Regions from separate parts of the Homo sapiens genome. Here region 2 is linked to region 1. Evidence: chromatin loops called from intact Hi-C (ENCODE). Cell type or tissue: K562. All regions are shown on one strand. Links, peaks and the distances in the headings refer to the core of each region. The heading gives the core; the rest is flanking DNA.

Region 1 (12,134 bases), core at 2,828-10,827:
GGCACATGTATACATGTGTAACAAACCTGCACGCTGTGCACATGTACCCTAAAACTTAAAGTATAATTAAAAAAAAAAAGAAAGAAAACTTCAAATATATACAAAAGTAGACATTGTGTAATGAATCCCCCATGTAACCATCATCCAGTTTAAAAAATTACCTTTTATGGCTAATCTTATTTCACACACTTGCCCCAAATATATCTCCAACTTTTTCCCCTTCCCATATTGTTTTGAAGCATCATAATATTTTATCAGTAATTATATCAGAATGTTACCCCCAAAAGATAAGAACACTTTTATTTTTAAAACATAAGCACCATTATGACATCTAAAAAATGAACATCAATTCATTGGTATTATTGAATATCCACAATTCAAGTTTCCAATTATCTCATAAATCCCATAAATATTTTTTTTCTTTTGTGTTTCCTTCTTTTATTTATTTGTTTATTATTATACTTTAAGTTTTAGGGTACATGTGCACATTGTGCAGCTTAGTTACATACATATACATGTGCCATGCTGGTGTGCTGCACCCACTAACTCGTCATCTAGCATTAGGTATATCTCCCAATGCTATCCCTCCCCCCTACCCCCACCCCACAACAGTCCCCAGAGTGTCATGTTCCCCTTCCTGTGTCCATGTGATCTCATTGTTCAATTCCCACCTATGAGTGAGAATATGCAGTGTTTGGTTTTTTGTTGTTGCGATAGTTTAGTGAGAATGATGACTTCCAATTTCATCCAGGTCCCTACAAAGGACATGAACTCATCATTTTTTATGGCTGCATAGTATTCCATGGTGTATATGTGCCACATTTTCTTAATCCAGTCTATCATTCTTGGACATTTGGGTTGGTTCCAAGTCTTTGCTATTGTGAATGATGCCGCAATAAACATACGTGTGCATGTGTCTTTATAGCAGCATGATTTATAGTCCTTTGGGTATATACCCAGTAATGGGATGGCTGGGTCAAATGGTATTTCCAGTTCTAGATCCCTGAGGAATCACCACACCAACTTCTACAATGGTTGAACTAGTTTACAGTCCCACCAACAATGTAAAAGTGTTCCTATTTCTCCACATCCTCTCCAGCACCTGTTGTTTCCTGACTTTTTAATGATTGCCATTCTAACTGGTGTGAGATGGTATCTCATTGTGGTTTTGATTTGCATTTCTCTGATGGCCAGTGACGGTGAGCATTTTTTCATGTGTTTTTTGGCTGCATAAATGTCTTCTTTTGAGAAGTGTCTGTTCATGTCCCTCACCCACTTTTTGATGGGGTTGTTTGTTTTTTTCTTGTAAATTTGTTTGAGTTCATTGTAGATTCTGGATATTAGCCCTTTGTCAGATGAGTAGGTTGCAAAAATTTTCTCCCATTTTGTAGGTTGCCTGTTCACTCTGATGGTAGTTTCTTTTGCTGTGCAGAAGCTCTTTAGTTTAATTAGATCCCATTTGTCAATTTTGGCTTTGGTTGCCATTGCTTTTGGTGTTTTAGACATGAAGTCCTTGCCCATGCCTATGTCCTGAATGGTAATGCCTAGGTTTTCTTCTAGGGTTTTTATGGTTTTAGGTCTAACGTTTAAGTCTTTAATCCATCTTGAATTGATTTTTGTATAAGGTGTAAGGAAGGGATCCAGTTTCAGCTTTCTACATATGGCTAGCCAGTTTTCCCAGCACCATTTATTAAATAGGGAATCCTTTCCCCATTGCTTGTTTTTCTCAGGTTTGTCAAAGATCAGATAGTTGTAGATATGCGGCGTTATTTCTGAGGGCTCTGTTCTGTTCCATTGATCTATATCTCTGTTTTGGTACCAGTACCATGCTGTTTTGGTTACTGTAGCCTTGTAGTATAGTTTGAAGTCAGGTAGTGTGATGCCTCCAGCTTTGTTCTTTTGGCTTAGGATTGACTTGGCAATGTGGGCTCTTTTTTGGTTCCATATGAACTTTAAAGTAGTTTTTTCCAATTCTGTGAATAAAGGCATTGGTAGCTTGATGGGGATGGCATTGAATCTGTAAATTACCTTGGGCAGTATGGCCATTTTCACGATATTGATTCTTCCTACCCATGAGCATGGAATGTTCTTCCATTTGTTTGTATCCTCTTTTATTTCCTTGAGCAGTGGTTTGTAGTTCTCCTTGAAGAGGTCCTTCACATCCCTTGTAAGTTGGATTCCTAGGTATTTTATTCTCTTTGAAGCAATTGTGAATGGGATTCCACTCATGATTTAGCTCTCTGTTTGTCTGTTGTTGGTGTATAGGAATGCTTGTGATTTTTGCACATTGATTTTGTATCCTGAGACTTTGCTGAAGTTGCTTATCAGCTTAAGGAGATTTTGGGCTGAGACAATGGGGTTTTCTAGATATACAATCATGTCATCTGCAAACAGGGACAATTTGATTTCCTCTTTTCCTAATTGAATACCCTTTATTTCCTTCTCCTGCCTAATTGCCCTGGCCAGAACTTCCAACACTATGTTGAATAGGAGTGGTGAGAGAGGACATCCCTGTCTTGTGCCAGTTTTCAAAGGGAATGCTTCCAGTTTTTGCCCATTCAGTATGATATTGGCTGTGGGTTTGTCATAGATAGCTCTTATTATTTTGAAATATGTCCCATCAATACCTAATTTATTGAGAGTTTTTAGCATGAAGTGTTGTTGAATTTTGTCAAAGGCCTTTTCTGCATCTATTGAGATAACCATGTGGTTTTTGTCTTTGGCTCTGTTTATATGCTGGATTACATTTATTGATTTGCGTATATTCAACCAGCCTTGCATCCCAGGGATGAAGCCCACTTGATCATGGTGGATAAGCTTTTTGATGTGCTGCTGGATTCAGTTTGCCAGTATTTTATTGAGGATTTTTGCATCAATGTTCATCAAGGCTATTGGTCTAAAATTCTCTTTTTTGGTTGTGTCTCTGCCCGGCTTTGGTATCAGAATGATGCTGGCCTCATAAAATGAGTTGGGGAGGATTCCCTCTTTTTCTATTGACTGGAATAGTTTCAGAAGGAATTGTACCAATTCCTCCTTGTACCTCTGGTAGAATTCGGCTGTGAATCCATCTGGTCCTGGACTCTTTTTGGTTGGTAAGCTATTGATTATTGCCACAATTTCAGATCCTGTTATTGGTCTATTCAGAGATTCAACTTCTTCCTGGTTTAGTCTTGGGAGAGTGTATGTGTCAAGGAATTTATCCATTTCTTCTAGATTTTCTAGTTTATTTGCGTAGAGGTGTTTGTAGTATTCTCTGATGGTAGTTTGTATTTCTGTGGGATTGGTGGTTATATCCCCTTTATCATTTTTTATTGCGTCTATTTGATTCTTCTCTCTTTTTTTCTTTACTAGTCTTGCTAGCGGTCTATCAATTTTGTTGATCATTTCAAAAAACAAGCTCCTGGATTCATTAATTTTTTGAAGGGTTTCTTGTGTCTCTATTTCCTTCAGTTCTGCCTGATTTTAGTTATTTCTTGCCTTCTGCTAGCTTTTGAATGTGTTTGCTCTTGCTTTTCTAGTTCTTTTAATTGTGATGTTAGGGTGTCAATTTTGGATCTTTCCTGCTTTCTCTTGTGGGCATTTAGTGCTATAAATTTCCCTCTACACACTGCTTTGAATGCGTCCCAGAGATTCTGGTATGTTGTGTCTTTGTTCTCGTTGGTTTCAAAGAACATGTTTATTTCTGCCTTCATTTCGTTATGTACCCAGTAGTCATTCAGGAGCAGGTTGTTCAGTTTCCATGTAGATGAGCGGTTTTGAGTGAGATTCTTAATACTGAGTTCTAGTTTGATTGCACTGTGGTCTGAGAGATAGTTTGTTATAATTTCTGTTCTTTTACATTTGTTGAGGAGAGCTTTACTTCCAAGTATGTGGTCAATTTTGGAATAGGTGTGGTGTGGTGCTGAAGAAAATGTATATTCTGTTGATTTGGGGTGGAGAGTTCTGTAGATGTCTATTAGGTCCACTTGGTGCAGAGCTGAGTTCAATTCCTGGGTATCCTTGTTGACTTTCTGTTTCCTTGATCTGTCTAATGTTGACAGTGGGGTGTTAAAGTCTCCCATTATTAATGTGTGGGAGTCTAAGTCTCTTTGTAGGTCACTCAGGACTTGCTTTATGAATCTGGGTGCTCCTGTATTGGGTGCATATATATTTAGGATAGTTAGCTCTTCTTGTTGAATTGATCCCTTTACCATTATGTAATGGCCTTCTTTGTCTCTTTTGATCTTTGTTGGTTTAAAGTCTGTTTTATCAGAGACTAGGATTGCAACCCCTGCCTTTTTTTGTTTTCCATTTGCTTGGTAGATCTTCCTCCATCCTTTTATTTTGAGCCTATGTGTGTCTCTGCACGTGAGTGTGCTGAATACAGCACACTGATGGGTCTTGACTCTTTATCCAATTTGCCAGTCTGTGTCTTTTAATTGGAGCATTTAGTCCATTTACATTTAAAGTTAATAGTGTTATGTGTGAATTTGATCCTGTCATTATGATGTTAGCTGGTGATTTTGCTCGTTAGTTGATGCAGTTTCTTCCTAGTCTCTATGGTTGTTACATTTTGGCATGATTTTGCAGTGGCTGGTACCGGTTGTTCCTTTCCATGTTTAGCGCTTCCTTCAGGAGCTCTTTTAGGGCAGGCCTGGTGGTGACAAAATCTCTCAGCATTTGCTTGTCTGTAAAGTGTTTTATTTCTCCTTCACTTATGAAGCTTAGTTTGGCTGGAAATGAAATTCTGGGTTGAAAATTCTTTTCTTTAAGAATGTTGAATATTGGCCCCCACTCTCTTCTGGCTTGTAGGGTTTCTGCCGAGAGATCCTCTGTTAGTCTGATGGGCTTCCCTTTGAGGGTAACCCGACCTTTCTCTCTGGCTGCCCTTAACATTTTTTCCTTCATTTCAACTTTGGTGAATCTGACAATTATGTGTCTTGGAGTTGCTCTTCTCGAGGAGTATCTTTGCGGCGTTCTCTGTATTTCCTGAATCTGAACGTTGGCCTGCCTTGCTAGATTGGGGAAATTCTCCTGGATAATATCCTGCAGAGTGTTTTCCAACTCGGTTCCATTCTCCTGGTCACTTTCAGGTACACCAATCAGACGTAGATTTGGTCTTTTCACATAGTCCCATATTTCTTGGAGGCTTTGCTCGTTTCTTTTTATTCTTTTTTCTCTAAACTTTCCTTCTCCCTTCATTTCATTGATTTCATCTTCCATTGCTGATACCCTTTCTTCCAGTTGATCGCATCGGCTCCTGAGGCTTCTGCATTCTTCACGTAGTTCTCGAGCCTTGGTTTTCAGCTCCATCAGCTCCTTTAAGCACTTCTCTGTATTGGTTATTCTAGTTATACATTCTTCTAAATTTTTTTCAAAGTTTTCAACTTCTTTGCCTTTGGTTTGAATGTCCACCCGTAGCTCAGAGTAATTTGATCGTCCGAAGCCTTCTTCTCTCAGCTCGTCAAAGTCATTCTCCATCCAGCTTTGTTCCGTTGCTGGTGAGGAGCTGCGTTCCTTTGGAGGAGGAGAGGCGCTCTGCTTTTTAGAGTTTCCAGTTTTTCTGTTCTGTTTTTTCCCCATCTTTGTGGTTTTATCTGCTTTTGGTCTTTGATGATGGTGATGTACAGATGGGTTTTTGGTGTGGATGTCCTTTCTGTTTGTTAGTTTTCCTTCTAACAGACAGGACCCTCAGCTGCAGGTCTGTTGGAGTACCCTGCAGTGTGAGGTGTCAGTGTGCCCCTGCTGGAGGGTGCCTCCCAGTTAGGCTGCTCAGGGGTCAGGGGTCAGGGACCCACTTGAGGAGGCAGTCTGCCCGTTCTCAGATCTCCAGCTGCGTGCTGGGAGAACCACTGCTCTCTTCAAAGCTGTCAGACAGGGGCATTTAAGTCTGCAGAGGTTACTGCTGTCTTTTTGTTTGTCTGTGCCCTGCCCCCAGAGGTGGAGCCTACAGAGGCAGGCAGGCCTCCTTGAGCTGTGGTGGGCTCCACCCAGTTCGAGCTTCCCAGCTGCTTTGTTTACCTAATCAAGCCTGGGCAATGGTGGGCGCCCCTCCCCCAGCCTCGCTGCCGCCTTGCAGTTTGATCTCAGACTGCTGTGCTAGCAATCAGCGAGACTCCGTGGGGTAGGACCCTCCGAGCCGGGTGCAGGGTATAATCTCATGGTGCACCGTTTTTTAAGCCCGTGGGAAAAGCGCAGTATTCGAGTGGGAGTGACCCGATTTTCCCGATTCTCCAGGTGCCGTCCGTCACCCCTTTCTTTGATTAGGAAAGGGAACTCCCTGACCCCTTGCGCTTCCCGAGTGAGGCAATGCCTCGCCCTGCTTCTGCTCGCGCACGGTGTGCGCACTCACTGACCTGTGCCCACTGTCTGGCACTCTCTAGTGAGATGAACCCGGTACCTTAGATGGAAATGCAGAAATCACCCGTCTTCTGCGTCGCTCAGGCTGGGAGCTGTAGACCGGAGCTGTTCCTATTCGGCCATCTTGGCTCCTCCCCCCGCCATAAATAATTTTGATTTTTTTCTTTACAGTTTATTTGATTCGGGCTAGTTACTTACTCTTCTTTGGTCCAAAATCTCCTATGACTTGGGTATTAACTTCTCTTCTAATATTTTTCTAACGGAATATAAAATTTCCTAGACAAAGATCCACAATGGCTGGAGTCTTTCTTTTAACTGTTCATTTTATTTAAAGTGAAAGTTTGCCACCAGGTGGCAGTAAATTACTTATAATTTTGTCCTAGTTTATAAACTAAGAAGCCAAAATTTTTTCTGTATTATTTTCCCTGATGTTCAATTTTAAGGTGTTTTTATTTCTAATGAAAACGGCAGTAAAGTTGAATTGACTAAATCTCTTATAGTTTTGGAAATAGAATTAACCTATCTTTATGCTATCTGATTTATGCCTCATTGTTTTTTGCATAGAGATACATATGGTTCTTTATCAAAAGCATATATACAAATACCTACTTATGTTTAGTTCACTGTTATTAGTTGTTTAGGGTACAAAAATAGATTATGACTCCAGATTTCAAGTAAATTATAAGTAATTGGCTAGAAAAGATACAAACCTATAAGAATACATCACGAGATAAGGTGCTAAATGCCAAGTGATTTGTCCTGACGGTTACTCTCATGAGAAATTAGTGAGAGGAAGGTCTCTGAAGCTTGAGAATGTCTCCAAAGATTTCTTAGAGCATCTGAGATCATTACTAACCCTTGATGACAGTAGAGTACTTAATAAAAGGGGAGAAGAAGGGAAAGGAGTTTGGATGGACGAACAGCATAAGCAACATTCTGGAATTTTCTTTAATGCTCTCATGAATGCATTCTTGGAATTTTCTAATATGTAAACATTATTTTGTGGCCAACTGACTTCAATTATATGTAGAACCATCCAAAAGTCTCCTCTCAGGTAGGTAATTCTGAATGTATATTTCTGAATTTCCAAATTAGAAATTTAGAGTTAGAAATTTTGAGTTTCTCAGCCAGACGAGGTGGCTCACGCCTGTATTCCCAGCACTTTGGGAGGCCGAGGGCGGCGGATCACGAGGTCAGGAGATCGAGACCATCCTGGCTAACACGGTGAAACCCCGTCTCTACTAAAAATACAAAAAATTAGCCAGGTGTGGTGGCGGGCACCTGTAGTTGCACCTACTCTGGAGGCTGAGGCAAGAGAATGGCGTGAACCCGGGAGGCAGAGCTTGCAGTGAGCCGAGATCACGCCACTGCAGTCTGGCTTGGGCGAAAGAGTGAGACTCCGTCTCAAAAAAAAAAAAAATTTTTTTTGAGTTTCTCAGCTCCACAAATTTGGGAACGCAACAAGTTGTGGCAAATGAAAACCTCAACACTCTGATTTCTGTATTTCTAGGCATTAAGGAACATGAACGCTTTTAAGTAAGTTATTTGAATTACATATGTTTGTATAAATGGAATAACTTAAAATTTACTGTGGTAATAATTTTTTCATAGAACAGATAATTGCAACTTGAAATATTCTATAAGTTAAAAAAGAAGTAAAATAGGCTTTAAATAGTGTTCCGAAAAAGAAAATAAAAACAAGAGACTTTCTTTACTTGGAAAAAATAAGTAATATCAACTAATGCCATAATGTAGCTAAACAGTCTAACTCCTATTTTGTCTCTTTCTCTTTCAAAGGGGATTTCCAAACTGGAAATAACCAACACAACTAGGTAAGAATTGAAGCTTAAGAAAGGTGAGAGGATAGTAAAATAACATATTTACATAAATTCAGGTTCATAAAGCCATATTAATTACATATCAGCACAATAAGACGACTGGCAGTGGGAAATGAGCTGGCACCCTTTGGAAACCTATTGGGAAGGTGAGGTGCTTTAAGACTGGACATTGGAGATTAGACATGCCTGAATTTAATCCTTGAAAGAGCTGTGCAAAACAGCCACTTTGTGGCCACCATCTGACATGTCACACAGTGTGGGATAGGGAATAGACTTTCATGAGTAACAAATTTACAGCGTAAGATGAGGAAAAAAAATGAGTGTGTTTGTGTGGTCTAATCCTTTTAATATCCCCCGGATGAATGACCAGGCCCAGGACACTCTGTTGGACACATGGTGGGTGAACATTTTGGGTGGTAAGAATTCCTCCTCTTGACATTCTCCTTTACCACAGAGCAAGCCTGAGAGCAATTTTATCAATGGGAGAAGACGGGCAGAACAGACTGACTAACAGGTTATCTGGGCACCATCTTTACTGAGTTTGGATGTCAACTGTGCGTGGAGGTGTTGTTTGGGAAAAGTTGTCTATCGGTACCTGGTGACTTTGGGGACCTGTGTGAAGTTGCATTCCTCTTTTTCAAGGGAAAGGGCTAACAGTTCAGTGGTAGGTTGAGTTTGAAAGCAGCCTTACCACTAGGAGGAGGTAGCAGCCCCAAATTCTAATTTTCTCAGTGATGAGGCAGCCAAAGGTGAGCTCTCAATGTCATTTTAGGACAGTCATGCTTATTGCACCACAGAACCTCAATAAATTCTAGAATATGTATTTCTAAACAGATGATCAGTTATTGCTGTAGGGAAATAGAGGTCAATTCACAGTGATTTGTTTACAAAGTAGGGCTATGCATGAGTAAAATACACCTAATAATGTACGATGCTATCATATTGTGCCTATAATAAATTTGGCTGCTTGTCAAGTCTGAGGTTGTCTGTGTCAGCACTTCTGATGTTCAGAGCTTGCTTGTTAATTTGTGTTTTTTCTCTCCCTTTTTTCTAAGGAGCCTCTTAAATTTATTATGGTTAGACACCTCCTTCTTCAATTATCTATGTTCAAGTCACAGAGATTAAAATATGCTCCCTTGACTAAGTGGGAGTGATACTTCAGAGAAGGAATTATCTTGTTCCATATTTACTTACCAGGTCAAGCATCCATCATGCACCATGTACACCACAGTGCACCACAGCTGAGACCAGTGTGGATCCCACCATCAGCAGCTTTTCCAAAGGACCCAGGCAAAATGGTCAATATTGCCTTCTCTCCTCACTTTTACCTCACCTTTCAGCCTCTTGGTCCCTTCCTCCACTCCCACCCTAAGATGCTTATAGTCTATTTGTCATCCTCCAGTGGTTTATAATTCCTGTTTCACTACCTTATTTAGCCTGTTGCCTTTTACAGCATTCCAAAATGCTCATTTATTCTCTTTTATGACTCATCCAATACTAACCCTATTTACCATTCTAAACTGAAGTAGACTGCACCTCTTTTTCTCAAGTACTAATGTAGAATTTCAGTTTTATTTGTCCAATTTCAAACACTAGGAAAGTTTAAGAAATAATCTTCGTGCCTTCCTGATAGTGGCAATTGAACATTTTTCTTGACATAGAACAATATTTGGTCTTAACTGATCTTTGCTGTGGACCAGGCACTGTTCTAGGTATTTTATACTTGCCAGCAAAATCTCACAGCAATCTTTGGGAGTAGTTACTTTTATTATCTCATTTTACAGATGAAGAAATGTAGAAAGATAGTCTAACAGCTTGCCCAAGATTATACATCTAATAAGCAGCTGGGTCAGGAGGCAAACCCATCCAGTTTGGCCTGAGGCCAGGTTCTTAATCTCTGTAGTACAGTGACTAAATCGGTTCTCAAAGTGTGGCCCCAGACCAAGAGCATGAGTATCATTGGAAACTCATAAGAAATGGTAATCCTTAGGCCCTATCTCAAACCTGCTGAGTCAGAAATTTTGGAGGTAGGGCCCAGCAATCAGTGTTTTCACAAGCCTTCCAGGGGATTCTGATGTCTGGTCAACTTTGAGAACCTCTCCCTCAGAGTATAGTCAGGGAATTGCTAATACAGATTCTAAATTTTATTTTATCTGTTAGCAAATCATTGCACACATTCCTACACATATTTAGTTTTTTTCCTCATCCCAGCAACTTTTAATCTACTTTAATAGCAATTTATTTACAATTAAAACACTACATATCCTTTATCTTCAAAAGCCAATAAGGATTTTATAGATTTATTTACTTACTTATTTGACAGGGTCTTGCTCTGCCGCCCAGGCTAGAGTGCAATAGCACAATCTCGGCTCACTCCAACCTCCTGGGATCAAGCAATTCTCTCACCTCAGTCCCCAAGTAGCTGGGATTACAGGCATGTGCCACCATGTCTGGCTAGTTTTTGTGTTTTTTGTAGAGATGGTTTTTTGCCATGTGACCCAGGCTGGTTTCAAACTCCTGGGCTCAAGTTATCCACCCACCTCGGCCTCCCAAAGTGCTGGGATTATAGGCATGAGCCACCGCACCAGTGTGGATTTTGTAGATTTAAACAGATATCCTAAGTGATGTCAGATACTGCAAAACACATTTTTCTTTCCTAAAGTAAGACTATTCAAGATCCTTAAAGAGCAGAATCAGTTCACATCTAGCAAGAGCTTTCAAGAGTAAACAGAGACCTGTTTTACTTTTGACTTCAAGGCATTTGATGCTGTCATACTCCAGACAAAATTCTTAGTTGGAAAGAAGTTAAGATACCTGTTGTTGAACATTTGTTCACTGGGATTTGGCTGTCAGCAACCTCCTCAACATTCTTTCTGGGAGTGAGTTTAGTACTCCTGAGAGTTGAAAAATATTTCTGTTTTGTAAAAAAATTGAGACTTTGGATTGTGTTTATGTATGCATATGCATGCCAACTCAATTTGCATCTTATGATCTACCAATCTGAAATCAAAAGCAATGTAAGACCATAACCAGTATTGCTGGGGACATTGCTATGACAGACAGTTTCAACATAAAATTTGAATCTCTTTGAAAAATACTTAAATGTCCTTAAAGCCAAATTATTTTATTGTTTCAATTCTTGAACTAAATCAAGATACTTTTTCTTGTTTAAAGCAGGTGCTTCCCAATGACTTGGGTAGAGAGATTAAAAGAACTACCTTGGTCAGCCAAATGAAGTCTTAGTATTTTTTTTATTTCTAAAATGTAACTATACTCCAGTGCAAGTATTGTTACTTAAATGTATTACCATCGCAGTAGTTTTAAGCATATAAGTCGTGAAAAAAAGACATATCCCACCCATCCAACATCAAAATTAGTGCCTCACTTGTCCTGGGGGTCAGACACTGGCAGAAAATTACCAGAGAGAGGGTGAGTCAGCATACAAAACCCAAGTAAGTCCATTGAATCTAAATCAAGGAAAGAAATAGTTCACATTGTTCTTCTTCTTCATAGTTTCTTTTTGAGGCAGAGAATTCTTCTAAATGATTGTTGGAACTTAGAATTACTCAAGATTATTATAACCGAGTGGCCAGAGGGATATGCTGCCATTATGTCCTTCAGCATAAAGAACTGGTGACTTCTGTAAGGTAAACTAAATGTCATATTTGTCATGAAGGCAGCAAAATAAGAAATAAAGAAGCAAAAGAATGTTATCACTGTTTTTAATGCATTTATATGGGCTTCTGTGTTGGCATTTCTAAAGCCATGAGATCCATGTTGCATCCGATGAGTGTGCTTGTAAAGAGAGATGAGTAACATAGAAGTGCACATCACAAATATGGCTAGAGGAAATATTAATGCCAAGTTGACAAGAAGCACTTCACTAATTTTCTTTATCTTTGTTTTACTCTTTTTTAGTGTGGTGTTTCTGAGGGCATCCTCTTCCACATTTTTAGC
Region 2 (12,134 bases), core at 1,813-9,812, 63 kb after region 1:
CACCAGACACTGCTTGAACTACATCAAGAACATGAAATGCAACTTTGCAGAAAATCAATAGAGAAGGGAATTAACTGCTTAGAAATAGAAACGTCCCGAGGTATATGCAAATATCTAAACATTGACTTCTACAGAATGATGGCCAAAGACTTAGAGAAACAATTGGAAAACATCATTTCCTTCATCAAGGTTGAAAAAATAGCTCAAGAGAGTTGCTTGGCAACTCTGTCAACTGAGAGAAAGCTCAATGATCTAAGAAAGTCAAATGATCATAATAAGCAAAAATGGCTGAGTTAGAGTCTGAAATCCAGCTTTTTGCAGGTGACCTCTTAGAGCGTACTCTTCTGTATGCAGCCCAGGGCAGTGGCCCTAGAGGGTCAGGGCATCCCCTGCATCCTCAAAACCCCAAGGCAGTAGGAGGGGTGAGCTGTGAGGGCTCAGGGAAGCAGGGAGATGTGCAGGTTTGATTTAGGTTTAAAGCAGCAAACCCCTGAACATCCACAGGTAGAACAGGACATCTGATGTGTTTTCTCTCTTTAAAATAATTCTGACTCATGTCTTTTAGTTGAATATGTTACTTGATGGTACATTTGAAATTTTATATTATTTTAATTCCTAAAATAGTTTCCAAAATATAGATAGCTTTAATCTAATTTTTAAATATATAATATCAATTCCGGGAACTTATTAAAATTAAATCATGTAAGTATTGTATTTTAATTTAATTAACTGACCCACTACTGTTTAAACCATAATTGAAGTTTTACATGACCAGGTGGAGACATCTAAAACATTAGAAACAGTTTCTATATGCTATGAATTGCAATAAGCCATCTATTAAAGTAACTTCATTTTTACCTCAATACTGATTGGCATTGAGGTAAAATAATACACAACACACACACAAATAACAAACAAAAAAATAAACTATAAATACATCCTCAGTTGAACTTACTAGTATTTTTATTAGATTAGCTCTAAATTCATAGGTGAATTTTGGGGAATAGACATTTTGCAAGCGTTTGTTTCTTATTTTGTTTTTTCTTTCTGACCTTTGTAATATTATTTATGATGTTGTTTGATATTTAAATGTTTCCAAATTTTGCACTGTGACAATATTCTCTTTTGGACTTTGGACTTCATTTTATTTCTTTATTTTTTAGACAGGGTCTCACTTTGATGTCCAGGTTAAAGTGCAGTGGCACAGTCTCAGCTCACTGCAGCCTCAACTTCCAGGCTCAAGCCTGGAATATTTACCTCACCCTCCTAAACAGCTGGAACTACAGGTGTGCACCATCACACTTGGCTAATTTTTTGTTTTGTTTTGATTTTTGAGGAGATGAGGTTTCACTGTGTTGCCTTGGCTAGTCTTGGAACTCTTGGCCTCAAGCAAGCCTCCCACCTCAACCTCCCAAAGTTTTGGGATTATATGTGTGACCAACCGTGCCTGGCTCGGGCTTAATTTTTGACTTGGAAAGATCTTCTGAATCTAACAATTAAAAAAATTTCTTTGTGTTATTTTTATTATTTTACTTTTTTGTATTTGAGGTTTTGATCTTGCTCTGTTTTGTGTAAGAAATAAATTAGAAATTCAGCATTATTTCCTTCTCAAATGTTTAGCCATTTATCCCAATATAGTTTATGAGATAACTCATGTTTCCAATTATTCGAGAAGTTTTATTTCTTGCTTTCCAAATTCCCCTATGTATTTAAGGCTATTTACACCTAATTTTAAAGTAATTATTGCTTTCTAATATGATTTATAAGCTCATGGGAATAGCTACCCTCCATTATTTTGAAATATTTCTTTCATATTTTTGATATGTTTAACAATCTGGCATGTTCAGTACTCCCCACCCATATCATAGCAAACTTATTAAGATTTAATTAGCACAAATTTTATAGATTATTATAGGAAAGTGACTTTAAAATGTTGTTTTATTCCCACAAAATATCATACCTTCATATTTACTTCAACTCTTCTTCATATATTCATGTATACTTAAGCTCTAACTGAACCCTTCAGAATTAGATCATCTAAGCATTTTAATAGAATTAATTTTTCCACTACTACTGAAACCATAATTGAGATTTTACATGACCAGGTGGTATTACTGAAATAGTGCAATGATGAGAAAGTGTAGTCTGGAATAAACTACACCGTGACTTGAAACAACCAGACTCTTGAAAATGCATTTAACTATAGAAAATTTTCTATGCCTAACAGTGCCTAGAGGCAATTAGAGCCAATTTGGAAAGATCATATGTATTAACTAGATTTTCTCTTTGTTTAGTAAGTATTTGAAGGGAACAATTTAACTGAGAGGACAAAGCAGTTCCGCTTTTTAGCAGGCAGTTTGGCGCCCTCATGCATCTGAAGCCAGGTCTCGCAGCTGGTGCCACACAGGCAGCTCTGACTGCTGGAGCTCTGGCCTGGACTTTATTCCTAGCTCCCTTTTGAATCTGCTGAATAATTTTGTCCGCTGAGGACACGGACCTATCATTCCACATAAGTAAAATTCATAGTTTTGCTAGATTCAATTAAATCAGGCAAGTTTGTGTTGAGTATCAATGGTGTCTCAGGCATTCAGCCAACCCTGAGGATAACGTTGACTCAGAAACAGTCATCTTCACAGACCTCACAGTTCGGTGGATTAGACAGGAAAAGGGGGATTTTTAATGCAGTGGGTAAAAGAGCTGTGAGAATGTTAAGGACAGTTGCTGTGAGAATCCTTCTTAGTAGGTTAAGAAAATTCTAAGGAGAATAAGGTGTTACAGCTGAGGCTTAAGCTTAGATAGGAGAAAGCCAGGTAAAGGTGAAGAAGAGAAATACTTGAGACCAGAGATCCAATATTGTGAGGAAGTACAAGAGGGATTGGTCAGTGTCCATAATCTCAAGTTGTTTACTGTGACTGGAGGGTTGTATTGGAGTAGGAGACTTAAAGAGAAATAAGGTTAAAGAGTAGCTAACGCTGTAGACTCCTGTAGGTTACCTGTGGAGCCACTGAAAGAGCTTAAAGAGGTGAGAGAGCACAAATAAAGAGAAGAAGGCGAGTTAGTGTCCTCATCAGCCTGGTGAGATGCAATAGTCATATACGATAATGTATTGTCAGAGAAGGCAAAAAAGTGAATAGACTGCAGTGATATTAGGGAAAAGGACACGTTTTAAAAGCTGAATGGCTACAGGGATGAAGTAGAGAGGGTCAAAGATGTCTTCCAGGCTTCTGTTTCAGTGGAAATAAAGGAATGATTTCTGAAACAGGAGATCATGAAGAGAAATGTTGAAGTGGGTGTGTGAATGGTATAGAAGTCCTGAGGGAACACATTGGTTTCCTGAGGTTTAGGAGGCAGCTGCTCAATGAGCATTTGGATCTATAGGTCTTGACTCAGGGTAGTGGTTAGCACTGAACAAGATTTTGCAATCACCAGTATATAGACCATTATTAACCACATGTGTTTGTATAAAGTGTTCTCTGTCTTCCATTTCTGAAACCTGTCATAGAGGCAGAGGAAAAGAGATCCTATTGTTGCAACATTAATATGTATTTCCTCCTCCTATCTTTCTTCCCTGAGGCCTAAGGTGACAAGAGAGTGTTTTGGGAAGTGTGATCACCTTCCTTGGTAAATCAGCATCTGAGAATAGAAGGTAAATTATATCTTGTGGCAATAATTGGTTACCCGGTGATATGGTTTGGCTCTGTGTCCCCACCCAAATCTCATCTTGAATTGTAATCTCCACATGTTGAAGGAGGGACCTGGTGGGAGGTTATTGGATCATGGAGGCAGTTTTCCCCTTGCTGTTCTCATGATAGTGAGTGAGTTCTCATGAGATCTGATGGCTTAAAAGTGTTTGGCAGTTCCCCCTGCACTCTCTGTCTCTCCTGCCACCATGTAAGACATGCCTTGCTTTCCTTTCACCTTCCACCACGACTGTTAGTTTCCTGAGGCCTCCCCAGCCATGTGGATCTGTGAGTCAATTAAACCTTTTTTCTTTCTTTTTTTTTTTTCTTTTGAGATGGAGTTTTGCTCCTGTTGCCCAGGCTTCCGTGCAATGGTGTGATCTCAGCTCACTGCAACCTCCGCCTCCCTGGTCCAAGAGATTCTCCTGACTCAGCCTCCAGAGTAGCTGAGATTACAGGTGTCCACCACCATGCCCCACTAATTTTTTGTATTTTTGGTAGAGATGGGATTTATGTTGGCCAGGCTGGTCTTGAACCGCTAACTTCAGGTGATCCACCCGCCTTGGCCTCCCAAAGTGTTGGGATTACAGGCGTGAGCCACTCCACCAGGCCCCTTTTTTCTTTATAAATTACCCATTCTCAGGTAGTTCCTTATAGCACTGTGAAAACAGACTAATACATATGGGAAATAAGAGCCATAGAAATCTTGTGTTCATTTTTGTTATTGATTTTAAATTATTCTTGATTATGATATGATACATTAGTGGTATAATAAATAACTTCTTAGAAATTAATTAAGGTATACTTAAGGAAAAGCAATATAGCATGATTGAATAAAACATATGGGGTAGGCAGAGTGTCCCTTGTCAAGATAAAGAGTTAAGATACCAAAAATATATTAAACCAACTTCACAGATTTGCTCAGGAACTACCAAACAAATATATAGAAGCCAGATCCAGAGGCTACATATAAAATCTTTTATGAGGAAAATCATCTGCAACTCATACACTAATCCCAGAATGCATCTGTGAGTAGATAACAAAGCCCATTGTTTGGAAAATAATTTTGAAGTCCAGAGAATATTAATTTTAAAGTACATAGGAAGATTTTTTTCAGAAATAGGAATTTTCAGTAGGCCTTGATAAATTAGTAAACCCAGATGGAATATGGATGTCTTATTGTTATTTGATAACTTAAGTGGAAAAATACGGTCTCAGATAATTTGGTGATGTGACATTTCATTTTATAAACTAGTTGTTACTTACAGGGTATATCTATATAGGCATACTTGTAGTATTGTAGCAAAATGGATTCCAGAGGAAACTGCTGAATTTATATTAAAATAACTTGTTCATTATCAAAACAAGATCATCTTTAAAAATCTCATATTGCTTTGTACACTTGTTATAGAATATCCAAAGAATTAGGAAAAATAGAAATTCAAATTATTTAAACTGAACTTGTATTTTGCTTTAAATGTTGGCTGAAAACTCTTCATATCAGTTTCTTCTAGATAAAATTGGCACTGAGTTTATACTCAAATGAGAAGGCTGAAAGGAGTGAGGAAGTGTCATAGGTGAGTCTGAAAACTGAGCAATTAAGGTAGAAAAACATTTCAAAGAGCTCCTAGTTTAATAGATTGTATTCTCTTCTCCTTGCTTAATATTTCTGAAAAGTGAAAGCTTATGCAGTTGGTATGCATGAAAAGACCAAAATATAAGTTAAACCAGGTCATTTTAACATTTTAACTTCTGTGATTAATTATGTTTAGACACAGACCACTTTCCTCATAATTTTAGGAGCTTACTGCCACCTATGGATATGACTGGAGTATTACAATTTTCATTAGTTAATACAGTTCATCAATATTTATTATCAATATTGAATATTGAGTTAGGTACTGGGTAATCACATATGAATGGCTTATAGTATATTGGATGAGATAAACAGATAAAATTTCAGCATGATGAAATAAAAACAAATGTATTGAGACAAGAGTAAAGTTTAGTTTTCATTATGCGGATGTACAAAGCAGGAAGTATTAGGAGTGGAGGCTAAACCTTAGACACAATCCAGACAATGGCCAGATGTGTAGATTACAGGTGGTATGCTATGAGTTGAATCTTGGTCATTTTGTGTTCATTTGTTGATGGTATGAATATGAAGCTCAGGAAAAAGATCAGGACTGGAGGAGATACTTATGTATGAGCTGGTGGGTAAGAACAATAGGTACATTTGAGAGTGAATGGAACATACGATAATGTAAAGACAAAGTTTAGGTAAAGGAAAATTAGGAGAAACTAAGGAAACAGTTGCCCTTTTAATTATTATAACTGTGTCACAGAACTCTTTAAAAAAATGTATTAAAACATATGGTTTCTTGTTTTACAGCAACCTAGCAAATGCTGATTCTAGAAAAAGCCAACTTAAAAAAAGCACAAAAGCTTTGCATTATTTTTACTTGCCCTTGCCTCCCACCTACCCCGACTCAATGACAGTTTTGAAGCCAGCAGACTGCATTCTCAATAAAAGACCCTGGTTCCTGGTTCCGGAAAGGGCAGAGTAGTAGAACTTATTCTTAAACATAAATATTATTACTTTGTTTGGTAGTTTTGTCCTGTCGTGTAGCTTCCTGGAGGACAGACTCAAGGTATTCACCTTTGTTTTGTGCAACTCAGAAGTCTCTTAGGGCAGAAAAATGGCTGAGCAGAGTACATTCCTCAATAACATTATAAATCAAATGAAAAAACTTCATGCCATCTGGGGTGAGAGAGTTCAGTTGACACAAATAATAGAGACTCTAAAAACCTGGGGGAAAAATGTGGAAAGAGTTATTTGGGGAAAATTAGGGCATTGAAAAGTGCCAGTATACTGTGGAGTCTGTAAAGCCACATACATTCCCAGGGAAAAAGGATGCTCAGAAGAGACCCGAGAAGACCTTCACCTCTGGCTGAAATTTAGTCTCAGAGCAAGCAAGAAGTGAAATATAAGGAAGCATTGTGAAGGCCTGGCCAACCATTGAAGCATTGCCCCAACACAGAGCCAATCTATAAAGCCTGGAAGAATTTTTTTCCTTATTATTTTTTCTTTCTTTTATCTTGTTTTGTCCTTCTTCTTCTTTTTTTTCCCCAGGACTTCAGGAAAATCTCTTAAAAACACTAGTTAACCACAGGCAAAAAGAACAGAGATTCCTGAAACCATACATAACAAAGAATATAAACCATACAAAAACAGTACAGATAAGTCACTGGATAAATAATCACAACTCTCAGAAAACTACAGATCCAACATGAGGAATAGAAAGAACCTGATTTCTATAGTTAACACATTGTAATATTCAAAATGTCTAGTTTTCAACAAAAATTTATAAAGAATACAAAGAAATAAGAAAATATGGCCCATTAATTGGAGAAATTAGAAAGAATCTGATTTCTATCCCTGATGAAGCACAGACATTGGACTTACTTGACAAAAACTTTAAATAAAACTGTCTTAAATATGCTAAAATTGTTAAAGAAAACCATATAAAAAGAAATTGGGGTTCTGTTCCAAGATGGCCGAATAGGAACTGCTCCAGTCTGCAGCTCCCAGCATGTTCAACACAGAAGATGGGTGATTTCTGCATGTCCAACTGCGTTACCTGGTTCATCTCACTGGGACTGGTTGGACAGTGGGTGCAGCCCACAGAGGGCGAGCCAAAGCATGGCAGGGCGTCACCTCACCTGGGAAGCACAAAGGGTAGGGGGATGTCCCTTTCCTAGCCAAGGGAAGCCGTGACAGAGTGTACCTGGAAAAACGGCACACTTCTGCCCAAATACTGCACTTTTACGGTGGTCTTAGCAAGCGGCAGACCAGGAAATTCTCTCCTCTGCCTGGCTTGGTGAGTCCCACTCCCACAGAGCCTTGCTAATTGTTAGCACAGCAGTCTGAGATCAACCTGCAAGGCTGCAGCCTGGCTGGGGGAGGGGCATCTGCCATTGCTGAGGCCTGAGTAGGTAAACAAAGCGGCCGGGAAGCTCAGACTGGGCAGATCCCACCGCAATTCAGCAAGGCCTACTGCCTCTATAGACTCCACATCTGTGGGCAGGGCATAGCTGAACCAAAGGCAGCAGAAACTTCTGCAGATTTAAATGTCCCTGTCTGACAGCTCTGAAGAGAGTGGTGATTCTCCCAGCATGGCATTTGAGCTCTGAGAACAGACGGACTACCTGCTCAAATGGGTCCCTAACCCCCATGTAGCCTAACTGGGAGACACCTCCCAGTAGGAGCCAACAGACACCTCATACAGGTGGGTGCCCCTCTGGGACAAAGCTTCCAGAGGAAGATTCAGACAGCAATATCTGCTGTTCTGCAATATTTGCTGTTCTGCAGCCTCTGCTGGTGGTACCCAGGCAAACAGGGTCTGGAGTGGACCTCCAGTAAACTCCAACAGACCTGCAGCTAAGGGAATGTGTTAGAAGGAAAACTAACAAACAGGAATAGCATCAACATCAACAAAAAGGACATCTACACCAAAACTCCACCTGTACGTCACCAACATCAAAGATGAAAGGTAGATAAAACCACAAAGATGGGGAGAAACCAGAGGAGAAAAGCTGAAAAGTCCAAAAACCAGAGCACCTATTCTTCTCCAAAGGATTGCAGCTCCTCACCAGCAACACAACAAAGCTGGATGGAGAATGACTTTGACCAGTCGACAGAAGTAGGCTTCAGAAGGTTGGTAATAACAAACTTCTCCGAGCTAAAGGAGCATGTTCTAACCCATCACAATAAAGCTGAAAACCTTGAAAAAAGGTTAGATGAATGGCTAACTAGAATAAACAGTGTAGAGAAGACCTTAAATGACCTGTTGGAGCTGAAAACCATGGCATAAGAACTTCATGACACGTGCACAAGCTTCAATAGCTGATTTGATCAAGTGGAAGAAAGGGTATCAGTGATTGAAGATCAAATTAATGAAATAAAATGAGAAGACAAGATTAGAGAAAAAAGAGTGAAAAGAAATGGACAAAGCCTCCAAGAAATATGGGACTATGTGAAAAGACCAAGTCTACATTTGATTGGTGTACCTGAAAGTGACCAGGAGAATGGAACCAAGTTGGAAAACACTCTTCAGAATATTCTCCAGGAGAACTTCCCCAACCTAGTAAGACAGGACAACATTCAAGTTCAGGAAATACAGAGAACATCACAAAGATACTCCTTGAGAAGAGCAACCCCAAGACACATAATTGTCAGATTCACTAAGGTTGAAATGAAGGAAAAAATGTTAAGGGATGCCAGAGAGATAGATCAGGTTACTCACAAAGGGAAGCCCATCAGACTAACAGTGGATCTCTCTGCAAAAACTCTACAAGCCAGAAGACAGTGGGGGCCAATATTCAACATTCTTAAAGAAAAGAATTTTCAACCCAGAATTTCTTATCCAGCCAAACTAAGCTTCATAAGTGAAGGAGAAATAAAATCCTTTAGACAAGCAAATGCTAAGAGATTTTGTCACCACCAGGCCTGCCTCACATGAACTCCTGAAGGAAGCACTAAACATAGAAAGGAACAACCGGTACCAGCCACTGCAAAAGCATGCCAAATTGTAAAGACCATCGATACTAGGAAGAAACTGCATCAACTAATAGGCAAAATACCCAGCGAACATCAAAATGACAGGATCAAATTCACACATAGCTATATTACCCTTAAATGTAAATGGGCTCAATGCTCCAATTAAAAGACACAGACTGGCAAATTGGATAAAGAGTCAAGACCCATCAGTATGCTGTATTCAGGAGACCCATCTCATATGCAGAGACACACATAGGCTCAAAATAAAGGGATGGAGAAAGACCTACCAAGTGAATGGACAGCAAAAAAAAGCAGGGGTTGCAATCCTAGTCTCTGATAAAACAGACTTTAAACCAACAAAGATCAAAAGAAACAAAGCAGGCCATTACATAATGGTAAAGGGATCAATTCAACAAGAAGAGCTAACTATCCTAAATATATGTGCACCCAATACTGGAGCACCCAGATTCATAAAGCAAGTCCTTAAAGACCTACAAAGAGACTTAAGCTCCCACGCAATAGTAATGGGAGACTTTTAACACCCCACTGTCAATATTAGACAGATCAACAAGACAGAAGATTAACAAGCATATCCAGGACTTGAACTCAGCTCTGCACCAAGCAGACCTAATAGACATCTATAGAACTCTCCACCCCAAATCAACAAAATGTACATTCTTCTCAGCACCACATCACTCTTATTCTAAAATTGACCACATAATTGGAAGTAAAGCACCCCTCAGCAAATGTAAAAGAAAAGAAATTATAACAAACTGTCTCTCAGACCACAGTGCAATCAAATTAGAACTCAGGATTGAGAAACTCACTAAAAACTGGACAACTACATGAAATCTGAACAACCTGCTCCTGAATGACTACTGGGTAAATAACGAAATGAAGGCTGAAATAAAGATGTTCTTTGAAACCAATGAGAATAAAGACACAACATACCAGAATCTCTGGGACACTTTTACAGCAGTGTGTCGAGGGAAATTTATAGCACTAAATGCCCACAAGAGAAAGCAGGAAAAATCTAAAATCGACACCCTAACATCACAATTAAAAGAACTAGAGAAGCAAGAGTAAACAAATTCAAAAGCTAGCAGAAGGCAAGAAATAACTAAGATCAGAGCAGAACTGAAGGAGACAGAGACACAAAAAAACCCTTCAAAAATCAATGAATCCAGGAGCTGGTTTTAAGAAAAGATCGACAAAATAGATAGACCACTAGCAAGACTCATAAAGAAGCAGAAGAGGTAAGAATCAAATAGACATAATACAAAATGATAAAGGGGATATCACCACTGATCCCACAGAAATACAAACTACCATCAGAGAATACTATAAACACCTCTACACAAATAAACCAGAAGATATAGAAGAAATGGATACATTCCTGGACACATACGCCCTCCCAAGAGTAAACCAGGAAGAAGTGGAATCTCTGAATAGACCAATAACAGGCTCTGAATAATTAATAGCCTACCAACCAAAAAAAGTCCAGGGCCAGACGGATTCACAGCCGAATTCTATCAGAGGTACAAAGAGGAGCTGGTACCATTCCTTCTGAAACTATTCCAATCAATAGAAAAAGAGGGAATCCTTCCTAACTCATTTTATGAGGACAGCATCATCCTGATACCAAGCCTGGCAGAGACACAACAAAAAAAAGAGAATTTTAGACCAATATCCCTGATGAACATCAATGCAAAAATCCTCAATAAAATACTGGCAAACTGAATCCAGCAGCACATCAAAAAGTTTATCCACCATGATCAAGTGGGCTTCATCCCTGGGATGCAAGCCTGGTTCAACATATGCAAATCAATAAATGTAATCCATCACATAAACAGAACCTATGACAACACCCACATGATTGTCTCAACAGATGCAGAAAAGGCCTTCGACAAAATTCAACAGCCATTCATGCTAAAAACTCCCAATAAACTAGGTATTGAAGGAATGTATCTCGAAATAATAAGAGCTATTTATGATAAACTCACAGCTAATATCATACTGAATGGGGCAAAAACTGCAAGCATTCCCTTTGAAAACCAGCACAAGACAGGGATGCCCTCTCTCACCACTCCTATTCAACATAGTGTTGGAAGTTCTGGCCAGGGCAATCAGGCAAGAGAAAGAAATAAAGGGTATTCAAATAGGAAAACAGGAAGTCAAGTTGTCCCTGTTTGCAGATGACATGATTGTATATTTAGAAAACCCCATTGTCTCAGCTCAAAATCTCCTTAAGCTGATAAGCAACTTCAGCAAAGTCTCAGGATACAAAATCAATGTGCAAAAATCACAGGCATTCCTATACACCAAGAACAGAAACAGAGAGCCAAATCATGAGTGAACTCCCATTCACAATTGCTATAAAGAGAATAAAATACCGAGGAATACCACTTACAAGGGATGTGAAGGACCTCTTCAAGGAGAACTACAAACCACTGCTCAAGGAAATAAGAGAGGACACAAAAAATGGAAGAACACTCCACGCTCATGGATAGGAAGAATCAATATTGTGAAAATGGCCATACTGCCCAAGGTAATTTATAGATTCAATGCCATCCCCATCAAGCTACCAATGACTTTCTTCACAGAATTGGAAAAAACTAAAGTTCATATGGAACCAAAAAGGAGCCCTCATTGCCAAGACAATCCTAAACAAAAAGAACAAAGCTGGAGACATCACAGTACCTGACTTCAAACTATACTACAAGGCAGCTGTGCTTGGTGTCTCATGCCTGTAATCCCAGCACTGTGGGAGGCCGAGGCAGGTGGATCATGAGGTCAGGAGATCAAGACCATCCTGGCTAACATGGTGAAATCCTGTCTCTACTAAAGATACAAAAAATTACTGGGCATGGTGGCGGGTGCCTTTGGTCCCAGCT

What was found. Peaks named below come from ENCODE experiments on the same cell type or tissue, not always from the same donor. Only the 100,000 strongest peaks of a DNase experiment are listed, where the experiment ranks them.
Region 2: it touches region 1 in a loop (8-fold over the local background); 31 of 110 quality-filtered maps call a loop at or near these places.

The regions. Positions count from the first base shown.
Region 1 is chr7:12,491,555-12,503,688 of GRCh38, reverse strand. It overlaps LOC105375156 (a long non-coding RNA gene), which reads left to right and starts at 7,178. Exons shown (of 8, transcript XR_001745093.2): 1 at 7,178-7,393; 2 at 7,850-7,875; 3 at 8,137-8,171; 4 at 9,375-9,475; 5 at 11,691-11,824; 6 at 12,096-12,134. It also overlaps a transcript of C7orf78 not described here and the pseudogene TAS2R2. RefSeq lists an enhancer at 6,139-6,767 and a silencer at 9,952-10,246. In K562, for the core only: CTCF peaks have their summits at 6,664 (motif pointing right) and 8,875 (motif pointing right); DNase peaks (open chromatin) are centred at 8,858 and 10,088; H3K4me3 peaks cover 698 bases.
Region 2 is chr7:12,427,579-12,439,712 of GRCh38, reverse strand. It overlaps LOC105375155 (a long non-coding RNA gene), which reads left to right. Exons shown (of 3, transcript XR_927036.2): 2 at 5,185-5,257; 3 at 6,073-6,317. It also overlaps the pseudogene LOC100419641. Among named protein-coding and RNA genes, the nearest start is that of VWDE, 30 kb to the right of the region's middle. In K562, for the core only: CTCF peaks have their summits at 2,368 and 5,501; no DNase peak of the experiment used is centred there.